Regions from separate parts of the Homo sapiens genome. Here region 2 is linked to region 1. A link is a loop called in an ENCODE intact Hi-C map of the cell type or tissue named here. Cell type or tissue: B cell. All regions are shown on one strand. Each heading gives the region's core, and the rest is flanking DNA. Links, peaks and the distances in the headings are about the cores only.

What was found. Hi-C counts contacts between places; a loop is a spot of excess contacts. Peaks named below come from ENCODE experiments on the same cell type or tissue, not always from the same donor. Only the 100,000 strongest peaks of a DNase experiment are listed, where the experiment ranks them.
Region 2: it touches region 1 in a loop (5-fold over the local background); 7 of 110 quality-filtered maps call a loop at or near these places.

What each region holds. Positions count from the first base shown.
Region 1 is chr10:62,488,400-62,497,515 of GRCh38, reverse strand. No RefSeq gene overlaps it. Among named protein-coding and RNA genes, the nearest start is that of ZNF365, 120 kb to the right of the region's middle. In B cell, for the core only: CTCF peaks have their summits at 5,115 and 5,315 (motif pointing left); a DNase peak (open chromatin) is centred at 5,285.
Region 2 is chr10:62,537,176-62,546,291 of GRCh38, reverse strand. No RefSeq gene overlaps it. Among named protein-coding and RNA genes, the nearest start is that of ZNF365, 170 kb to the right of the region's middle. In B cell, for the core only: no CTCF peak of the experiment used is centred there; DNase peaks (open chromatin) are centred at 4,261, 5,701 and 7,501; H3K4me3 peaks cover 759 bases; H3K27ac peaks cover 4,757 bases.

The DNA of each region.
Region 1 (9,116 bases), core at 436-8,435:
TACAATCCAGGCTGAAATGTCCAAACCCCCTTTATGAAGGTGTTTTGCAGCATCACCATATTCCTATTTCTGTGATTCCTTCTCCCAAATGTGTAGATCCCAGGTAAATGTTAAATTCTTGTGAGAAGTTGATTTTAGACTTTCAGCGTTTAACAAATGAGAATATTTGAGGATATGAGATATACGCAAGTGGGAAGAGGAAGGATGAGCACTTGATACATGTTAGCTCATTGAAGCCCACCTCTCAGTCCGCTTTCTTAAGATACATATTTTTTCAGTGAGATCCAGAGAGGTTAAAGAACATGCTCAGCTAATAAGCAGTGAAGCTGAGATTTGATTCCTAGGACTTCAAAGTCTGTTCTCTTTCATCTGCCCTCCACTGCTGAAAGATTATGATGCAATAATTCTTTCTAGGAAAGAAGAAAAGAATTAAATCCTAAGCGATGTATTTAAGTATTCAAGGTTTGTGCCAAACCTACCTTTCCAAACACATCCCTTGCTCTTTTCTTTGATAAAGCTTCTCTAGCCAGTCGGATCTTTCACTGTGCTCTGAATCAGCCAGCTATCACTCAAAGGCACTTATAATCTAGTTAAGGAAATATATATGCACAGTGAGAATAAATAAAAGAAGGAGGAGTGACCAAATTTCTTTTTTCAGAAAGTGCTGATTTTCACAATAAATCAGTTTTTTTCTCATTGTAAACCTCAAAGACTTTCAGTAAAACAATTAACATGCACGGAGGCATTTGTTCTTGTATGGCTGAATAGACATACCAAGTCCAAAATTTATTGCCTAATACTTTTCAGACAACTTTCACTCCTCTCCTATCTGTCTCTTCCACCCATTTATCCAGTGTTGAAACAAGAGGACAGGGGAAATGGGATGCTCCATTTATTTCATTTTAGGTGGATAAATGATTTTTTTTTTTTTTTGAGATGGAGTCTCACACTGTCACCCAGTCTGGAGTGCAATGGCGCAATCTCGGCTCACTGCAACCTCCGCCTCCCAGGTTCAAGCCATTCTCCTGCCTCAGCCTCTCGAGTAGCTGGGATTACAGGTGCCCACCACCACACCCAGCTAATTTTTTGTATTTTCAGGAAATACGGGGTTTCACAATGTTGGCCAGGCTGGTCTTGAACGCCTGACCTCGTGATCCACCCTCCTCGGCCTCCCAAATGATTTTAACATTGACTTAACCTTGCCCTCTATACAAAGTTAATGAAGTTTAGGGGAGGAATGGTAGCTATAAAGATATTGAGAGAATAGATAAAACTTCATTATTGACTATGAATTACATGATGGTATTGTATCAAAGTTAAGTAGCTGATTTTGATGATGATACTGTGGATAGATAAGAGAATGTCCTAATTCTTAGAAAATTCACCCTGAAGTATTGGAGTAAAAGGGGAATGATATCTCCAACTTAGTCTCAAGTGGTTCAGAGAAAAAGAATATGAGAGAGCATAGGAGAAAGTGGCGGTGGGAGGGAGAAAGAAAGAGGGAGATGGAGGGAGAACTAGAAAGCAAATATGGCAAAATATACACAGCGGATGAATCGGAGGAAAGAAAATTCCTCATGTGTCCTTTTTCTAATGTTTCTCTAAATTTCAAGTTATATCAAAGTAAAAGGTTGCAAATAAAAATGTTCACGGAATTAGTTTCAGGATCTCCTGGGGAAAATGTAACTGACAATTTGGGAGGGAAATAGCTTTAGAGAAATCCCAGGCAAACCCCTTCGGTTTAGAGATGGGGAAGCTGAGGCCCAGAGCTGGGTCAGTGCCTGGATGAAGAGCTGTCAGAGGCACACAGCAGCAGCATCCAGCTCACAGACTTCTGAGGGGTATCCTTCAACTGTGCTGCCTGTTTTTCTCATACACTTTTTCTTGACTAGTTTAAATCCCCTTTGATTACCTTCTCTGACTTTCTCAACTTCCCTCAAATCATTTTTATACACTTCTCCAAAAGCGTATTCCCTGCATGGCACACTAATTCTGCAGGATTTTAATAGATTTAATAGATGTTATATAAAGAAGTCTGTGCCCAAATAAGCTTGGGAAATATAGGGTCAAACAAGGTAAAACAGATTTCTTTAGTGGAGGACTTCTCAGGGCCTTTACGATGCTAATGTGCACATTGTAGGAGAGGAGGGCGAGTGTAATATGCCACATTTTCCAAATATATTTGGACAAGGGAGCCTCTTTTTTTGTGGAGTCTCAGGGGCTACACATTCCAACACATTTTAGAAAATAGGTGGAGCAGGATAGAGCAGCCAATGAGTCACGACTAAATGCTCCATGACAGATGTCACGTGTCGTTTCTTTCATTCAGCATCATGAAACTCCAATGTTTCCTGCACTGTTGCGACTTCTTACATGGTGCTGCTAAAACAGGGACAGTTTATAGGGCTAAGTCCTAATTCTTACTTTGAATTGACAAACTACATCTTTGGACAAATCAGCAAATCCCTTTGAGTCTGTTTCTTCATCTGTGAAAGAGAGGTGGTATCCAGGAACAGAAAACCAAACACCGCATGTTCTCACTCATAAGTGGGAGTTGAACAATGAAAACACATGGACACAGGGAGGGGAACATCACACACCGGGGCCTGTCAGGGGTTGGGGGCAAGGGGAGGGAGAGCATTGGGACAAACAGCTAATGCATGTGGAGCTTAAAACCTAGATGACGGGTTGATACATGCAGCAAATCACCATGGCATATGTATACCTATGTAACAAACCTGCATGTTCTGCACATGTATCCCAGAACTTAAAATAAAAAAGAAAGAGAAGTGGTATCTGTATTACAGAGTGCTTTGTGGGTAATGAATGTGATTTGTGGAAGTTCTTCATACTCTATAAGTGGACCACTGCTTAAATGTAAATGTAGCATATGACTTGTAGCACTAAAGGTGGGGAGCTCACTGAAAAAAAAAATCAAGTAAAATACCATTGCAAACTGTGGAGGACTATAAAGAAGGTGGTTTACATAACAGTAATCTGGCAGAAGGGGTTTAGGGAGAATTGTGTGTGCAATTCCAGATTTGGTAACAACCACGTTTGCAAGTCTATTTGAAAAGCAAAGAATGGGATAAGAATTGGCAGATGCTCCGAATTAAGATACAAATGGAGAATTACAAGTATTGAATTTGATTTATCATTCATTGACAAGAAGGACTGATGTGAGGCTTCTGTCAACATTTCAAATAATATATATGTACACACATACACACATATACACACACACACACACAAACATATATATATATATATATATATATATATATAGAGAGAGAGAGAGAGAGAGAGAGAGAGAGAGACTTACTATTGCCCAGGCTGGAGTGCAGTGTCATGATTATGACTCACTGCAGCCTCAACCTCCTTGGATTAAGCAATCCCCCCACCTCAGCCTCCCAAGTAGCTGGGGCTAAAGGCATGTGCCACCACACCAGGCTAATTTGCTGTTGTTGTTATTGTTGTTGTTGTTTAGAAATGGTGTCTCCATTTGTTGCCCAGTCTGGTCTCAAATTCCTGGGCTCAAGTGATCCTCCCATCTCACTTGAGTGTTGGGATTACAAGTGTGAGCTCCTGGACCCAGCTTTGATATTTTCACTAAAAAGCCTCAATTTCCTAAAAGGCAGCCAGCTCTTTACCTAGGGCAGAGGAGCTTTCCTTGCATTTAGCCCATATTGGAAGAATTGTAGTGACTTCAATTACCCAGCACATGTCCTCACCTGCATTAAGCCCCACATTCAGCCAAAGACACCATGGCAGTGTTTCCTAGGTCCCATCACAGCCATAATTTCTTATCAACATACCTCCCAATACATAAGCTAGTTCTGCTGTGGTTTTATTAATATTCCATGGATGCAAAACATCTCACCAATCTCAAAATTCTTTTACATAAATTACGAATGTATCCCTCTTCTCAACTGTTCTTTGAGGTGGACTTGACTGATAACTGCTATTCCCATTGTAGAGAGGAGGACACGAAGGCTCTGGATAGTAAGTGCAGTCTTTCCCTAAATGGAGGTCACAGTGCTGAGATGAGGCTACTCTGACTCCTGGTCCCACACCCCTGCCTGCCTCTAACTCTGTGCCAGTGTTTTGCCCACAGGTCAGAGGCAGGATTGATAAGAGAGCTAGTCCCTCATTTTAGCAAAAAAGGTGGTCATTTCTCCAGTAGTCCTCAGTGTTTCCCTACATATCTCTCTACCTGGGCATTTCAATGGCAAAAACTGTACCATTGAAGAATCTTCCTGTCTTATTCCTTTCCTTGAAGTCCTGTCTTACCTGGCAAAATCTTTCGGAAGGCCACACCTGAAACAGACCTACAAGGAGGTGAGAGGAGAAAGTCATTGGCAAAGACACTCTCAGTAGGGGCTAAGAACAGACCAGAACTCTGGGAGTGGAGGAAGGGAAAGCTAGGCTGAATAAGGAGGGAAGAGAGTGGCTTGGACCACTTGGGCCTTCTTCCCCGTGGTCAAAAAGAAGCCCAGGCGTTGCAAAGGCTCCCATGTGCATGTGCACTAGATGAATTTGGCTGGAGCCGCTTCTCTAAGGTGCTGCTGCTCTGGGATCCAGGAAGTATCTGCTTGCACATGTGAGTTCCAGAGAGAATGGGAGGCTTTTATGAAAGCTCAGAATCCTGCAGAACACAGAAGGCCACAAGCCCAGTAAAGGAAGTGGTGGAAACAATTAAGAAATCTAAGCAGAAATGGTTGCTAGAGAGAGGGCCACAACTGGTCTTTCGACCACATCCGATATTTCCTTCAAATTGTTATGCAGGACAGTAATTGTCTCCTGGGAGGGCAAGAGGCAAACTAGGCTGGGCTGGCCTTTAATAGGTTTCAACAGCAAAGCACCCTCATAAATAGTGCATATTGTGAAACCAGAATTTTCTCCTTTTCCAGTGGATCTCTCCCAACTCTCCTCCTTTAATTAAAGAAACATGGCTTACCAAGAAACAAATACCTCTTTTCATAAAGCATTAAGTATGGATTAAGAGGGAAGAAAAAAAAAGAGAATTCTGTGTTGAGGAAGGGAGCGTTCAATAAACCATTCATGCAGAGGCTGTGATATGTAGATAATTCCATGTTTATAATTGTCGATACTACTTGGTGATTCCTGGCATCACCTGGCTGACATGACAAAATCATGCCCTTGATGTCCATGGCTAGCCTGGAATTAGAATGCACTCACCTAGAATCAGTCTGGAGAGAACCTTTGTTTTCCTGAGTCCTAGTTTCTCACCAATCCCATTTGCTACCTGCACCAACCTGTCCAAGTTTGTTCACAACGCATTTTCTTGTGCCATCTGGTGGATTTCAAGTGAATTTGCAGCAGGAGCTAAAATAGAGTCTCACTTATTTGTTAATTTGTTTCATTTCAGAATTCACTGCAGAGTACCTTGATGACACCTCTAAAGGCTTATTTTCTTGCTCTTTTCTAATCAATTTTTCATACATCTATTTTAACTTTTTCAAAATTATTTGTATTTTTAAATCAGTAAATCAAGCATCTGGCATAAAATTCAAAAGGCACATAGGTTGAAAATAAGTCTGCCTAAGCTACCCAGTTCCTATTCTAAGAGGTAACCACCCTTTACATTATTCCAGGAAAGTACATCACACATGTGTGTCTTTAACAAATATTAGCACATTCTACACATTGGTTTGTTTGGTTTTTTTGTTTTTCACTTAACATATCTTGGAGAACTTTCCATATCAGTGTATAACACTGCTTCATTGTTTTAGACAGTTGTGTAATGCTTACTTGCATGTTGTAATATATATTACTCAACCAGGCCCTTTTCTATAGGTGATTAGTTTTTAATCTCTTGCTATTCAAAATAGTTCTGCATACAAAAGAAGCAGGATTAAAAAACAAAAACAAACAACAACAACAACAACAAAATACTGCAATAAATACCCATACATATATATATATATATATATATAGTTACCACTCCAATGCAGGTATATCTGTAGGAAAAGTCCTAGAAGTGGATTTTCTAAATCAAAGAGCATTAGAGGCCCTTTAATTGTAACCAGGCATTCTCAAATCACTCTTCCAAGAGGTAGCAACAGTTTATACTTCAATTAGCAAAGTATGAGCATGCCTGTCGTCCTAGATACTAGCCAAAGGTGTTATCAAACTTTTTGATCTTTTCCCATATGATAAGTGAAAAACAATATTACATTATAGTTTTACAATTTTTTTATTTGTAGTGAGATTGAGAATCAATTCATACATTTTAAAACATTTATATTTTCTTTTACCTGCTCATTTATTTTCTTTTGCCATTTTTTATTGAGTTGTTGATTTGCTTATTTATTTGTGGGAGCTCTTTGTATATTAATAAAGTTACTCCTCAGTTATATCAGTTGAAAATTTTTCCCAATCTGTCATTTATATTTTCTCTTTCTTTAGAATATTTTTTGTTTCCATGAAGATGTCTTTTTATTTTATTGTCAAACTTGTCTATCCACTGAACATTAGAAAAGTTTGTACAATTTAAATATATTAAAAACTATTAGTATTTTTATTAGGATTGCAGTATGCATCTAGATTAATGGATAATTATCATCTGTATAATCTTGTTCAGGGATGTACCATGTTTTCCACTTGTTAAGGTGGTCTTTTATGGCCTCTGATAGTGTTGTAAAGTTTTCCCTATGTAAGTTTTATACTTTTGTGTGTGCTGTTTTTTCCCAGGTCTTTTATCTTTTTAGTTGTTATTATAAAAGAGATCTTTTTGCCATTATATGTTCCAATGAGGTTTCAGATATCAAAAGACTACTGATTTCTGTATATCAATACTGTGCCTAAAAACTTAACTGCGTTCTCTTAGTGTTTTAAAATTTTTCAGATTAGGCGTGGTGGCTCACACCTGTAATCCAACACTTTGGAAAGATCACTTGAGACCAGGAATTTGCTTGAGCCCAAGAGTTTGAGACCAGCCTGGGCAACACGATAAGTCCCCATCTCTACTGAAAAAATAAAATTAGCTTGCCATGGTGGTATACACCTGTAATCTCAGCTACTTGGGAGGCTCACTTCAGCCCAGGAGTTCCAGACTGCAGTGAGCTATGATTGCTTCACTGCATTCCAGCCTGGGCATTGGTTGATTGTCTTGGGTTTTTCAGGTAAACAATCATATTGTCTGCAAATAATAATTTTATGCTGGCTTTGGACTTATACTGATATAGACATTATAGATGTATTTTACTATGTTAAGGAATTTTTCACTTATTTTTATTTTATTGTGGTGTTTAAAATCAGGAATTGATATGATCATCAACTATCAATTCTCAGCTTCAGCCTACTGGACCTATCAGCAGCACGTGGCACTGATATTCCAGAGGCATCCTCCCCTGGAATACACTCTCCTCACTTGGTCTCTAGGTCACCACTTCCCTTGGTTTTCATCCTCTCTCATTAATCATCCCCTCTTAATTTCATATCCTAGTTCCCCCTTGTGTTCCTTATGTCTCAGTGTTTAAGACTCTGGAGTTTATTCTTTAAAATTCTTATTTCTCTGATGATTTCATCCTAGTCTCAGGGGCCTTACATGACCATCATCAATGACTCCCACATTGAAATCCCAGCCCAGATCTGCCTCCTGAACTCCAGGTTCCTACATCCAGCATCACCACTTGATGTCTCATGGATATCTCAAAATGAACACACCCAAAACTGAGCTCTTGGTCTTGCCCTCCAGACCACCTGCAGCCCTTCCTGCCTCACTAATGCACTGTTCTTTCAGGTGCCCAGGCCCTAAGCCCTGGAGATATCCTTGATTCCCTTTTTCTTCTAACATTGTTCAATACACTGGGAAATACTGTTGGTTTCACCCTCAAATGTATCCCAGAATCTGACTGCTTCCCACCATCTCCTCTTCTACTGCCCTTGCCCAAACCTCTATCACCACTTCCCTGGATTGCTGCCACAGTTTCCCAGTGGGTCTTCCTTTTCCCACCCTTGGCCATTCAACAGCCTATTCTCAACACAGCAGCTAGAGATTCATTAAAACATAAGCAGGTCACAGTGGCTCCTCTTCTCAGAGCTTTGCAGGGCTTCTGTATTCACTCAGAATAAAATCAAAGAACACACAAGGGCCTATAAAGCCCTATGCGATCACCTCACTTTAACAGCCCATTACCTTCCTGACCTCAGACTTCATCTCTTATTTCTCACCCCATGCTCACTCCACTCCAGCTGCTCTGCTGCACCTTGAACATGCTGTACATGCTCCCTTCTAGGGCACTTGCACTGGCATTCTCTCTTCCTAGAAAAGACTTTGTTCAAAATGTGGAAGTCTGAATCTCTTACCTCCTCCACATCTGCCCAGATCTTATCAGCTCAATGAGGCCTGCTGTGAAGCCCTTTCTAAAAATTGTACCCTACATACCCACCTCACTCTAAAACTTCCAGTGCCCCTTCCTTGCCTCTGTTTTTCCCATAATACTTGTCATATCCTATTCTATCGTTCAATTATATATTATGCTTATCATTTTTATCTGTTTCTTCCAAATGGAATGTAAACTCAATGAGTACGAGAATCACGGCTTGTTTATTTACAGATTTGAATACTTAAAACAGTGCTTGACATATAATAGGCACTTAGTATTTGTTGAATGAACAAATGTATGATCGGCAGGCTCTTCTTCATGGTTTATTTTGTCCAAGATATTATTCAGGATATCTTGCATCCCTGACTCTGATGGTCTAGGTCATTCCCAGTGCAGCCTCTTTCCTTGCAGGGCCCTTGGAACACTGAGCCCCAGCCATGCCTTCTCAATCTTAGATTGCTCAAGCTCCACCCCGCACCAGGCCACTGTGTTCAACAAACTGTGGACACAGTCTCCCAGGGAAGCCCCTCTTGTCCGACTTGAGATAAGAGTGCCCATCTCGCTGTGCCCAAAATGATGGAGACAGGAGAGATTCATCTTCCAAAGCAATTCTTTCTCTAATTTCCAAGATCACTCTTGACATCTCCCTCTTCATTTAAAGACTAGAGTTGTGGCCAGGTGCTGTGGCTCACACCTGTAATCCTAGCACTTTGGGAGGCCAAGGTGGGTGGATCACCTGTAGCTCAGGAGTTTGAGGCCAGCCTG
Region 2 (9,116 bases), core at 417-8,416, 49 kb before region 1:
GCAGCCTAAATAGATTTTTGTTGGGCTTTGAAACCAAAAACAACAAATAATATTTTTTATTTCCTCATCTAAATAATTTTCATCCCTCTAGGTTGTCATACAATCAATGGAAAGCAAGACATAGTTTCTGTTATGTAATTCAAAGTTTCACAATGGAAACAAATCACTCTCCTATGGAAATTTCCCAAAATATTGCTCTGAAAGAAATAAGTTTTAGAATCTAAATTTATATGTTTCACAGTCTTCTTTGATTCCATTAATTAAATAATTGCTTACCTCTATTGTTTTCCTGGTTAGAAAGAAGGTCATTTAATTGGGTCTTAGTCTATCAGACAAAACCAGCTGGCCCATTGCTGAATTAGAAAAAGAGGAAATACTGACTCAACCCATTTAAGCAGAGAGCAGCGTAGGCAGGGAGGGTCAGCCTTACACATCTTTTATTGCAAAATAGTTCCAATTCTCTTGAGACTGGATGAGTGGGAGAGAATAGATTATACTTCTGAAGTAGAAGCTATCTAAGAGAACGGGAAAATAGCCCTTTGGTTCAGCAAAGGATGGAGAGCCTGCCTTCTACAGAGGCCACCATTTAATCATTTTGGTATCTGTGTGGCACTTGGGGGGGTTTCTAAGCCTTAAGAATTTGAAATCATTAGCACAAAACTGGAACTCATCTTGGCCTTGGCATTTTGTCTTGGGAACAAAATTGGCCCTGAGATCCATAAGTGACTCATTGAGGAAATACTGGGGCATGCTGCACAATGTGAGGGCAATATTTTAACAACAGGCAAACATGTATTACATGAGGAAGAATTATAAATGAAAGGAAAATTAATTAAGGAGTCAAGAAACCAGAGGAAGGATCACAGCAAGAGGCAGATACCATTACCCTGGAAGTGAAACGCCAGCACTTTGGAAACAAAACATATGTGCTAGAATCATCAATGAGCTTGAGACGAGACTTGAGAAATACCCACACCAGTTTGCCTTCACTTCCTTTTGTGCCTTCTGCATGCCAAACAGTTGAATATAAAGTATCCTAATGGATGTAAGAGCATTTTATAAATTAAGTGCTCTGAAAATATATGCCATTATCATCATTATTGAAGAAAAGCAGACCACCGTGTTACTCAAATCATGTCTACTAGCCAAATAGTTTGCCCAGAAGGAAGCTATGAAGCCCTGAACAAAATTGAAAAAAGAGAAAAACAAGGACAACTCATCAATTTTTCAGTGTCTGGTCTTGAACTGGGTTATAGCCTGTTACCAATAAGAATCTCTTTTAACATCAGGATTGGTAGAATTATGGTACCCAGAAAGGAGAATGTTTGTACTTTTCTGCACTGTTTCAGTGGGGCAGAAAGCATCTGAGGCATGGTGCACAGCTCCTAGGCCAGGGCTGGCAAATAAGCAGAGTATTCCCTTTTCCCTCCCATGCTTATGGCAGACAGTGATAATCGATCATGATGCTCTGCTAATCTCACAACAGCCTTAAGAATCTGGTCTACCCAGCTTTCCAGGAAGCTAATATCAACTAATCAGAGTTGGAACACTGAGCTGCAACCTAATTGCCATCTTGGCTCTAGCAGTTAAGAGTGCGATTTTAGGTGTATCCACCTGGCCTGATGGGAGGAGTGGCTCCAAATCTGTGGAGCAGATGAAAAAAAGATATCCATTTAAGGAATTATAATTATGATGATGATAACAGACATGAAGAGCAACAATAATGATACTAGTATCTGCCATTTTGTTATCCCTTACTGGGCTCTACGAATTGGTTGAAGTGCTTCACATGTTATCGTTACCTCCATTTTACATGTGAGAAAACAGAGACAGAGGAAGTTACTAACTTGTCCATACTCAATGGGCTTTAAACCTAGTGCTCTTTGACCCCAGAGCTCACACTGTTACCCAAACCATTAATAGAACTCAGGCACAACCAGGGGCTTTATAACATGGTTAATTATCTGCATCCATTTAGAGCATTCTTTGATGTGAAGAAACTCTCCCCCTCCTTTTCTTGGTGAAGCTGGTGGCTGTGGCTACTTCCTCAGAAGTCAACATTTGCTGGAAGTTTATTGTTACCCTAGACAGGGCAGAAAGAAGTCTCAGTCATCTCAGATTTCAAAGTATTTATTGAAACTCAGCAAAGTTCACAGAGTTTACACAGTTTACACAAATGGCTTTTGCAGGAAATGAAGATGTCATTTCTGTTTTACACGTACCGTTGTCCCCCACCCTACCCCCAACCCTAAGGCATGGCCAATTACCATAGGCGGAGCACATGTATACAGGTCTCAGTCAAAGCAAATCAGCCTTCACATGCAGCGAGAAAACCAGTCAGACTTTTGGGAGTTACAAGAGCTATTTTAGCAAACATTCTCTCGGAAAACGAGAGTTTTATACAGATCCTAGATAATATTCCAGTCTTGGTCACATCCGGGACATGACTTGAGTTTGGTCTTTCCGGAAGCATTATTATGAACATGGGAACATAGCCAGTGGGGGAAAAAAACCCCAAGATTTCACAGCTTTCCAAGTCTTACTTGTGGTGAATAAAGGCAAAATTAAGACAACCAACTTCAAAGTCATGACACATCTCATTTTATCTCTAAAACCCAACATGTTTAGTATTTCCCGCTCTTCAATAAACATTACTCAGAGTGTGATAAAATAGGACACAGAGAATAGCCAACTACCAAGTCATTTTCTTATTACTTAATCTTAGAAGGACCAGGTAAGTTTCTTCTTTTATTTACTTTTTATTTTCTGTATTTAAGGTGTACAGTATGATGCTTTGATATACCTATAGCAAAGCTATTACTACAATCAAGCAAAGGAACATATCCATCATCTTATACAGTTATCTTTCTTATATGTGTGATAAGGGTGCCTAACGCCCACTCTCCAAGCAAATTTCTCATATATAATACAATATTATTAACTATACTTCTCCTGTTGTACTTTAGAGCTCTAAACCTATTCATCCTACATAACTGCAACTTTGTGCCTGCTGACCTACATCTTCCCCTTTCCTCACCCCTGGTAACCACTATTCTACTCCATTTCAATGTATTCAATTCTTTTTTGTTGTTTCCGCATATAAGGGAGGTCATGCAGTATTTTTCTTTCTGTTCCTGGCTTATTTCACTTCTAATGTCAATTAGGTTCATCCATGTTGTCACAAATGGCAAGATCTCTTTCTTTTTTAAGGCTGAATAATATTCCATTGTATATAAATACACCACAATTTTTTTATTAATGCATACATTGACAGACACTTTAGTTGTTCCCATATCTTAGCTACTGTGAATAAGGCTGCCATAAATATGCGAGTGCAGATATGTTTACGATGTAGTGATTTCATTTCCTTTGGGTATATACCCAGAAGAGGGATTGCTGGGTCATGTCCACCACCTCTATTTTTAATTTCTTTAGGAAACTCCATGCTGTTTTCTGCAGTGGGTGAATCAATCTACATTCCCACCAACAGTGTGCTAGGGTTTCCTTTCTTCCCACATTCACCAACACTTATCTTTTGTCTTTTTGATGAAAGCCATCCTAACAGGTATGAAGTGATATCTAGGTAAGTTTCTTCTGATGGAGTGGGCAAAATCGTGTTTAGCAACTTCCATTTTTATTTGTGTTCTCTTCCTTTCTGAATGTTCCTCATCTCTGCCCAGCACCCTGAACACCTCTGAACCCCATCATTCTTTGCTGCTTCTAATCCCTTTTTCTATCTCACCTTTAATGTTCCTGCCAAAACTTGTCTTTCTTGGATCTCTTTTTCTCTAGGTCCTGCTCTTTGCTAAAAGGCCAAAAAGTTAAATCTAGCCAAAATATTAATCCAGATTTAATAATCCTGATATTTCTAGCAACATGTCAGGGCTGGTGGGAGAATGAGTTGGAGTAGGAGAAAAGGGCTTGCAGATTCTCACCTAAAGAATTAAACCAGGCAGGCATTTCCTCTGCCTATGAATAAGGAGAGCACCAATGCCTACCTTACAGGTGAACTGAGGTGAATTCTAACACTGAATTTTGTAAACTCAAGTGAGAAAAGAGATAAAACAAACATTTCCTACCTAAGCACACCTTGATCCGCTTCTCCCAACCATCTTACACCTCTAACTGAAAATGATGCACACAGCTAATAAGCTAGAGGCAAAGGTTGCTACCAACCCTACCAACCCCAAGTAGAGGGCAGCTTCTTCGAGTCTGTGTTGCAGTGTGGAAAGCGGCAGTCCCTGTCATGCTTGCTGGCGACATCTGTGGCTGTAGTGGCGGTTGAACCAATAAGAGGAACAATTACAAGGTCCTGCTGACGTCAATACTTGGAAAAGAGCTTTGCCTGTTTTAAAAAGCTGCTATCCATTGTATTAAGCAACATCACTTACAGTAATCGAGGTGATCTATATTTATAATAATAATCAGGGTGCTTGCAATGTGTGCTCCTGCTTCACAAGTGCATAAAAGCAACAAGCTAACCAGAGTTGCTTTGCTCAGAAAAGTTATTCTAGGAGGCTTTTTTTCTGCTCCTCTTGCTTCCCTCTGCCTTCCTCTTGTTCCTTATCTTGATTACTTTTTCTTGTCTTTGAGCCCAGATTATATATGTATTAGTCTGTGCTTGCATTGCTATAAAGAAATACATGAGACTGGGTAATTTATAAAGAAAAGATGCTTAATTGGCTCATAGTTCTGCAGGCTGTACTGTAAGCATGACGCTGGCATCTGCTGGCTTCTGGAGAGGCCTCAGGAAACTTAGACAATCATGGCAGAAGGCGAAGGGGGAGCAGGCACATCATATGGCCACAGCAGGCACATCACATGAGCAGAGCGGGAATGACAGAGTGAGGGGGAAAGTGCTACACATTTTTAAATGACCACATCTCACAGGAACTCACTCACTATCATGAGGATAGTACAAAGATGATGGGGCTAAATCATTCACAAGAAATCTTCCCCCGTGGTCCAATCACCTCCCACCAGTCCTCACCTCCAACACTGGAAATTACAATTCAATATCAGATATGGGTGGGGACACAGATCCACACCATATCCATATGGTTCTGCAGGCTGTACAGGAATACATAGACATATATAATACACACACACACACACACACACACACACACACACACATATATATATATATAAAATCTCGATGAAGAAAATCTTGATAGATATTTTTAAATAGTTATGGACATGTACCCAGAGAGCATTCATTACACAGCCAAAAATGAGAAAGGAGCTGGAGGTGGGGTGGGAGTGAAAGGAAGACTGTGTTTTGTATCAAACATACCTAAATTCAATTTACTTCATCCATTTCTGTAACTAAATATAAACCTCAAGGACTTGTGTTCTTTGTGCAAATACTAACATGCCAGCAAAAGAACATATTTGTAGCATGCTTTTTAAATCTCTCACAACGCAGGTGTCATTTCTATGTTGCTAGGGGAGAAACTAAGGCTGCAAGAGGTAAATAGCTGCCATTTCTTGAACACTCCTATGTCGGGGATACATGAAGCATTTTACATACACGTGACAAAATTTTATAAGGTAGATTCTGCTATTGATCTCATTTTACAGAAGAGGAAACAGATTCAAAGCTAGAAGGCAGGGTGGAGCCAAGATTCAAATGCAAGCATGTTGAGTTGGAATCCAGGGCTCTTTCCCACTTAGCACGGGTGCTTTGTGGGATACTTCTGTAAAAATTCTTCTGTAGTCCAAGTCAGGGGACTTGCATTCAAATCCCACTAGTGTCTCTTATTAAATATGTGTCTTGTTGTCAAGTTACTTAATCACTCTCTTCTAAAAAAAGCTCACACTCACATGATACTGTTTCAGTTCTGCCTGTTTTTATGTTTCACAATGTATTGTTTTCTTCATGAGTGATATTTCCTCCTTTAAAAATATTTGAAATACTAAGTATGAATTTTTGCTCTATTTTCTTTATTTTTAAAGTTAACATCCGATAAAATTGATTTTTTGGATGTAGAGTTAACACATACATAGATTATATATGTTATATAGAGAGACGCTATATATGTTTACATATATATACACATATGTGTATATACACATATATGCATGTGTATATTATTTATATATACATATGTATGCATATACATGTACAACTACATATGTGTATATACATATATGTGTATAAACATGTACATATACATGTACGTGTATATATGTATGTATATTTACACACACACATATATAGATTCATGTAAACCTTCACCACAAACAGGACACAGAACAGATCCATCACTGCCAAAATTCCCTGTGCTGCTCCTTTTTTAGACACATCCTCCTCCTGTCCATAGCCTCTGACAACCATTGATCTTTTCTCCATCACTGTAGTTTTGTGTTTTCCAGATGTCATACAAATGGAATCATATAGTAGGTAGCCATTTGAAACTGATTCCTTTTTTTTAAGTTTTGTGGTATTTTATTTCATTTATTTATTTATTTATTTATTTATTTATTTATTTATTTATTTTTGAAACGGAGTCTCCCTCTGTCGCCCAGGCTGGAGTGCAGTGGAGTGATCTTGGCTCACTGCAAGCTCCGCCTCGCATGTTCAAGCGATCCTCATGCTTCCGCTTCCCAAGTAGCTGGGATTACAGGTGTGCACCACCGTGCTGGGCTAATTTTTGTATTTTTAGTAGAGACAGAGTTTCACCATGTTGGCCAGGCTGGTCTTGAACTCCTGACGTCAAGTGATCTGCCCGCCTCAGCCTCCCAAAGTGCTGGGATTACAGGAGTGAGCCACCGCACCTGACCATTTTATTTTATTTTTAATTGACAAATAATAATTATAGACCAGGTACAATGCCATGTCATGAATTATTGTAGAGTGATTAAATCTAGCTAATTAACATTATTCATCATTTCATATACTTATCATTTTTTTGCGTGGTGAAAACATTTAAAATTAACCCTTTCAGCAGTTTTGAGATATATGAACTTTATCATTAGCTATGAGTCACCATGCTGTGCAATAGATCCTGAAACTTATTCCTGCTGGTCTAACGGAAACTTTGTACCCTTTGACAATTATCTTCCCTTTCCTATCCTCACCCTTCCCTTTCCGCCTACCAGCCTCTGGTAATCACCATTCCACTTGCTACTTCTATGAGTTTTAGTTTTTTAGGTTCCATAGACAAATAAGGTCATTCAGTATTTGTCTTTCTGTGCCTGGCTTATCTCACTTAACATGTCATCCAGGTTCATCCATGTTGTTGCAGATGACAGAATTTTCTTATTTTTTAAGGCTGAGTAGTATTTCATTGTGTATTATAAACTACATTTTCTTTATCCATTCATCTGTTGGTGGACACAGTTTGCTTCCATATCTTGGCTATCGTGAATAACGCTGCAATAAACATGGAAGTGCAGATACTGCTTTGACATACTGATTTCAATTCCTTTGGATACATACTCAGAAGTGGGGTTGCTGGTGAGATCATACGGTAATTATATCTTTAATCTTTTGAGGAACTTCTATGCTGTTTTTCCATAATGGCTGTACTAATTTACGTTCACACCAACAGTGTAGCAAGGTTCCTTTTTCTCCACATCCTCTCTAAAACTTATCTTGCGTTTTTGATAGTAGCCATTCAAACAGGTGTGAGGAGATATTCTATTGCGACTTTAATTTGTATTTCCCTGATGATTAGTGATATTGAGCACATTTTCATATATCTGTTGGCCATTTGTATGTGAGACTGATTTCTTTCATTCAGCAAGATGCCTTTGATAGTGATGCATGTTGTTGCAAGTATCAAGCATTCATTCCTTTCTATTGCTGGGTAATATTTTATCATCTGGATGTACCACAGTTTGTTTATCCATTGACCTGTTTCAAGGCATTTGAGCTGTTTCCAGTTTTTGGTACTTATGACTAGAGCTACTGTAAACATTCATATGCAGATTTTTGTGTGAAATATAGTTTTCATTTTTCTAGGGTAAATACCTAGGAGTGGGATTGCTGGGCCATAAGTTAAGCATATGTTTAATTTTATAAGAAACTGGCAAGCTGTTTTCCATAGTGCCTATAACATTTCTCATTCCTTTCACTAATATATGACAGTTCCAGCTGCTTTGCATCATTCTCAGAATTTGGTATTGTCGATATTTTTTATTTCAGCCATTCTAACAGGTTTGTGGTGGTATCATCAAGGCTTTAATTTGCATTTCCATAATAACTAATGGTGTTCAGCATCTCTCCCTGTGCTTATTTACCTTCTGTATATTCTCTTTGGTTAAGTGTGGTTCAAATTCTTTGCCTATTTTTAATTGGGTAGCTTATTTTCTTACTATTAAGTTTTGACAGTCTTTATATACAAGTTCTTTGTCATATACGTGACAAATATTTCTCTTAATATATAACTTGCCTATAATTATTCTCTTTTAGTATTTTGCAGAGGAAAAGTTTTTAATGTTGATGTAGTCCAGTTTATTCTTTTTTTAAAAAAATGGATCATGTTTTTGGTGTCACATCTAAGAAGGCTTTGCCTAACCCCAAGATTTATAGATTTATAGCTAAGTATTTATTTTATTTTATTTTATTTTTTGGAGCTGTGGTAATTGCTATTGATAAATATTCTCTTGTGTTTTCTTTCACAATTTTTATAGCTTTATATAAAATTTATCATCCATTTTTTTCCCTCCAACTTTTATTTTAGGTTCAGGGAGTACATGTGCGAGTTTGTTACATGGGTAAATTGCATGTCCCTGGGGTTTGGTATACAAATTATTTTGTCCTCAGGTAGTTTTTGGATCCTCACCCTCCTTTGTCCTCCACTCTCAAGTAAACCCCTGTGTCTGTTGTTCCCTTCGTTGTGTCCATGTGTACTCCAAGTTTAGCTCCCACTTAGTGAGAACATGCAGTATTTGGTTTTCTGTTCCTGTGCTAATTTGCTTGGGATAATGGCCTCCTGCTCCATTTGCATTGCTGCGAAGGACATGATTTTAATCTATTTAATGGCTGCATAGTATTCCATGGTATATATGTACTACTTTTTTTTTTATCCAGTTCACTGCTGATGAGCATCTAGGTTGAATCCATGTCTTTGCTACTGTGAATTGTGCTGCGTCAAACAGATGCATGC